Regions from separate parts of the Homo sapiens genome. Here region 1 is linked to region 2. A link is a contact called in ENCODE POLR2A ChIA-PET data. All regions are on one chromosome and are shown on one strand. Each heading gives the region's core, a stretch centred on a gene start or an enhancer-like site at or near the end of the contact. The rest is flanking DNA. Distances are from core to core; before and after follow the strand shown. Region 1 has its middle 89 kb from the start of ELOVL6. Region 2 overlaps UBE2D3 (ubiquitin conjugating enzyme E2 D3).

Evidence for each region. ChIA-PET counts read pairs that join two places held with the same protein, here RNA polymerase II (POLR2A).
Region 1: POLR2A ChIA-PET joins it to region 2 with 12 read pairs in PC-9. The contact joins two enhancer-like sites. POLR2A ChIA-PET finds 5 or more read pairs at or near these places in 2 of 52 experiments (PC-9 and activated CD4-positive, alpha-beta T cell).

The regions. Positions count from the first base shown.
Region 1 is chr4:110,285,984-110,288,683 of GRCh38, forward strand. It overlaps the pseudogene ZBED1P1. Among named protein-coding and RNA genes, the nearest start is that of ELOVL6, 89 kb to the left of the region's middle. RefSeq lists an enhancer at 1,287-1,376. Within about 2 kb of position 1,313, at least 3 of the 41 ENCODE cell types and tissues checked have a DNase peak (open chromatin) inside an H3K27ac peak, as active enhancers do.
Region 2 is chr4:102,818,464-102,821,163 of GRCh38, forward strand. All of the region lies in intron 2 of UBE2D3 (ubiquitin conjugating enzyme E2 D3), which reads right to left. Among named protein-coding and RNA genes, the nearest start is that of UBE2D3, 7.7 kb to the right of the region's middle. Within about 2 kb of position 1,273, at least 4 of the 41 ENCODE cell types and tissues checked have a DNase peak (open chromatin) inside an H3K27ac peak, as active enhancers do.

The DNA of each region.
Region 1 (2,700 bases), core at 63-2,562, 7.5 Mb after region 2:
TCTTATCACACACACACACACACACACAGAGTACATATATATGGTGATGGATGTGTTAATTAATTTGATTTTGGTAATTATTACACAAAGTATATGTACATCAAATCAACAAGTTGAACACGTTAAATAGATATAATTTTTCTTTGTCAATTATACCTCAATAAAGCTGAAAAAAAAGAAATATAACATGAGTCACAAACGTGAGCCACATTGTAATTCTAAATGTTCTAATAGTCACATGAAAGAAGTAAAAAAAGTAAAATTAATTTTAATAATATATTCTATTTACTAGTATATTAAAATCATTACCATTTAAATATGTATTCAGTATAAAATTATTAATGAGATAGTTTACTTTTTTAAAAATATTAAGCCTTGGAATAAGTATGTATTTTACACTCATAATACATCTCAGTTTGGACAGGCCTCACACTTCAAATGCTCAGTGTGTACCGTATAGGACAGTGTATCTTTAGATCACTGTTGTCAATATAAAAACAAAATATGTGAAAATCTTTATTATAACAATTGAATTCATGATTTTCCTCAAATGAAGGCAAAGAAATAAAATTTTATGAAATAAGTATACTATAAAATGATTTATATGGTGTATGTGTCCTTATTTTATTATTCAACTACACATCAATAGAATACTCAGATATACACACGTGTGAATATATTAGTTGTCTTTGATGTTTTTCAGGCACATAAAAAGCATAACTTTACATGTTTTTTTACTTAGTCACTATAAAGTTATATTTATCAAGGTAGGCACCTAAAACATTTTATTTATTTATTTATTTTTAAAGTAACCAGTTTATTTTGTTTTATTGGAGGGTGTTGATTGGGCATTTTGTTTTGTTTTGTTTTGTTTTGCTTTGTTTTAGAGTCGGAGTTTTGCTCTGTCATCCTGGCTGGAGTGCAGTGGAACGAACATAGCTTACTGTAGCCTCGAACTTCTGGGCCCAAGGGATCCTCCTGCCTTAGCTTCTGGAGTAGGGGGCACTAGAGGCGCATGCCACCCCACCTGGCTAACATTTTATTTAAGAGTTTACTAGGCCAGGCACAGTGGCTCATGCCTGTAATCCCAGCATTTGTGAGGCTGAGATGGGAGGATTCTTTGAGGCCAGGAGTTCGAGACCAGCCTGGTCAACATAGTGAGACCCCATCTCTAAGAAAAAAAGGTTTGCTAACTTGATTTCCAACACTTAAATATTTGGGCATATAGTAGGCATTCATCTATAACCTTGCCACAGGCCCTGCAAAAGTTGGACTTGGGCCTGGCTTGGAACTCTGCTTTCAAATGTTGGCATGACTCATTCCCTCACTCCTTTGAGAATGAGCTCAAATTTCGTTTTGTCAGTGAGAACCGAAACTGTATACACCCACATAGCTTACTGTGTATATTTACAGGCCTTTGTTATTCTAGGTTTCATCAACATAGCTTTACTATTCTAGGAAACTCTTGCTGAAGAAGATAAAAGTTGTGAATAACATTATCATTCATTTCAGCAATGTCCCAAAAGGCCATCAACTCTTCATGAAAAGCATCAATTTGTTCCTCCAGTCATGGGAGCCATATCAAAACTACAGTTGAAACCCCAAGACTGCTTGAACCCAAGACTCTTTGAAAACCTTGCCTTTACATCTTCACTTTGCTGTGACCACGAATCTTAAACTATTAAGTCATAATCCTTACAGAGTGTTAATTAAGCACTGATATCGGATAAGATCTGTCTTAAACTGACTTAGAGTCCCAGTAAATATCCTGACTTTGTTCTCCCTCTTCTGAGATGCTCTAAGATTCTGTGGAGGGAGTACTCCCTTCCCAAGATCAATATAAGCTCAGCTTTGTCTTTTCGACAGGTTGTCATAGTGATAATTTGGGGAGCCAGCATTCAGGATCAGTAAGTCTTTCTCTGAACATTCTTTTTTTTTTATTTTTTTTTTGAGAAGGAAGTCTTGCTCTGTCACCCAGGCTGGAGTGCAGTGGCGTGATTTCGGCTCACTGCGACCTCCCAGGTTCAAGGGTTCAAGCGATTCTCCTGCCTCAATATCCTGAGTAGCTGGGATTACAGGTGCCTGCTTACCACGCCTGGCTAATTTTTGCATTTTGAGTAGAGACGGGGTTTCACCATGTTGGCCAGGCTGGTCTTGAACTCCTGACCTCAGGTTTTCTACCCGCCTTGGCCTCTCAAAGTGCTGGGATTATAGGCATGAGCCACCATGCCAGGCCTGGTCTTGAACTCCTGACCTCAAGTGATCCACCTGCCTCGGCCTCCCAAAGTGCTGTGATTACAGGCGTGAGCCACCGCGCCCAGCCTAGTCAAATTGTTTTATATAAGAGAATGTTAATCAAATTTTCTGATCAGGTGATTTTTCAAAAGCTAAAGCATTATATCAGAGCTTATATCAGTAAGAGTAGCCGGGGATGTAGAGGATATTCTAAGCATAAATCTTTCTGATGATCTGGCTTTATCCCAGAGATGTGAAATTAATAACACATCAGGGTATAAAGAGAATATTCTTTCCACATGAATATCATTTCTCATAAAGGAGTTTTTACAGAAAATTAGCAACTTCTCTGGAATTAAAGGAACATCGCTCTGTTACCCAGGCTGGAGTACAGTGGCGAGATCATAGCTCACTGCAGGCTTGACCTCTCAGGCTTAAGCAATCCTCCTGCTTCAGCCTCCTGAG
Region 2 (2,700 bases), core at 23-2,522:
GCCTTCTTTCTAAGCTAGGTAAATGAGACCCTCTCAAAGCTCTCACATGGTCTAGTTCGCCTCATTAGTTAAAACACTACAAAGAAATTTGAGACAGCAACAGACTTTACACAACTGAGTTGTTTGCCTATTTCCTGAAGACCTGGTGGGCACCATGGTAGAAAATAGGGCAGGATTTTTTTCACCAAAAAAATCTCTCTAAAAGGCAACCAACAGGTACAGCTTAAGCCACTGGTGAGTGTTCTCATCTGGAAGTACATGATTTAAGCAGTAATGGGTTTGGTCACTATTTTTTTTTTTATTCTGAAACATTCCTTACATGAGATTTTTAATACAAAGCCTGCAAATGGTTTATCTTGAGGAAGACCTTTACTGTAGTCACTATGGGATATGGGATTTAACAGTTGATTGTTGGAGATGTTAAACTATGCTTTCTGCTTCTCTATTCTCTATCTTCCTCATTCAATGATAAGTGGTACTAGCAGTGGTGACCAACCACAGGCTACAAAGAACAGTAGGCCAAGGTATTGAAAACATTAAAGACCTGAAAGGATGCTAGGAGAAACATAAGAATGTCCCCTCCCTTGCTGGGCGTGGTGGCTCACGCTTGTAATCCTAGCACTTTGGGAAGCCAAGGCAGGCGGATCACCTGAGGTCAGGAATTCAAGACCAGCCTGGCCAACATCGTGAAATCCCATCTCTACTAAAATATAAAAATTAGCCGGGCATGATGGCGGGTGCCTGTAATCCCAGCTACTCGAGAGGCTGAGACAGGAGAATTGCTTGAACCCAGGAGACGGTGGTTGCAGTAAGCCGCAGTTGCGCCACTGCACTCTAGCCTGGGCAGCTGACCAAGACTCCGCCTCAAAAAAAAAAAAAAAAATTCCCTCCTTTCAAAGAGCTTATAAATTGGAAATACTAAAAATATTTATTCACAAATATTTATGAATATTATGAATATTCATGAAGCTACAGAGCAGCCATGTTCCAGGAGCCCAATAAGTATCTGAACATTCGGTTAACTTTCTTTCAATGACAGCCAGTATCTGTTCATCAGATCAACATAACCAAAAGGTAGCATTTATGAAAACAAGGTTTTAAGTGTCAACCCTATTAAAGCGTAACGCCATAAATAACTTATTCTAGGTTTCATCCCCCCAAGGCTTGTCAAAATTCAAAAGCCTATATAGTGGCAAGGCCAAGTTCATGGATTCTACCTTTAAGACAGTAAAATTATCACCACGATGTTCCACAAATCATTTGTTATCCCAATCTCTACCATCTATTTTGCACGTCATCACACAAAGGTCATACAGAGGACAGAACGCAGTAGTATAGATACATTTCCTCTCAGCACTTTCCGGAAAACTAAAAGCTTATGCCATTACTAAAGGTTAATTTCTTGTATTCTATTTGAGAGTCTATTTCTTTCAGAACTAAAGACAAGATTTACATGACTCAAAAGACAAGATTTGTATGACTGTGAATCAGCATTATAAAAACAGCCCTTGCCTCAAAAACCTATACTGAGCAACACAAAACACTGCTTTGGGGACTGGAAGAGATGATAAAATGAGGTGGGAAACAAAGGGAGTAAGTGCCTTAAGAAATTTTAAGAATCATCCTCAAGAAGACTTTACAACCAACCTAGAAAAATACAAAGGTGCGAACCAACAATAGAGGTCGAAGTGCAGTGCAATTAGCTGTCCATCAGGCAGACAGTAACTACTGTAACTGTTCATATAAAGATCTGGTTTACTATAAAGTTTTATTAACTTTAATGTTATGAAATGTCTGTATAAAATATGTAGATGCGAATATCAAGGCAGGGAACAACAAACTTCAGAAACATGGTTATTTCAAGAGAAGGATGCTTGGCAAAAAGATATGAACAATTTCACAAAACTCCAAATAGTCCCTTTAAAACACATTTTAATTTGAAATTTCTTCTGAGAAATCCTTTTTTATCTTAAGGTTTAACAGTAGGCACTGCACAGTATCTCACTGCATCACTGACAAGGTATTAACTTCCTGTTTAGTCGTAATTATAGGTGAAACAAGCATGCGTGTTCATTACACAAGGTACTAAGAATGGATTGAATATTACTAATTTTCTTTCGATCACCACTGAAGGTAAAGTCACTTAACATTATTCAAAGCCATTCTTTTGTAAGCATTATTTAAAAATGGGCAAAGAAACCCAAATTTAGATTTGAAGCTCTGCTCCATGAAAGCAAGAAGGGTGTTTTATGGACATTAAAACAAACAAAACAAACAAACAAACAAAAAAAACAAAGATTAACAGCCAAACAGCTGCCCAGTAGTAGAAAACATTCAATTACACATTAGCCATGAAATTACAGCAAGGTTAGGATTAATGTAAGTATTTCATACTGAAAAAGGTACAAGAAATCATGATTCACAATTGACAAACATTTAAATACGACAAATTCAGCTATGAAAAGTTGAAGGTCTCTTTTACAATAGATTATGTTGAAAGTATCATTAGGAGATAAAAATCAGATGTTTCAACAAAGTATAAAAATACTTCCCTAAACTTTTCCCTTCCCTACATAACAAGGTTGAGGATACAATTCTGAATAAATCTTATCTAATAAGAGAAACTGGGCAGTAAGATATTTGGTGAATGCATTCATTTTTAATTATGAAATAACACTGCTATGGTAGCAAGCTCAAGAC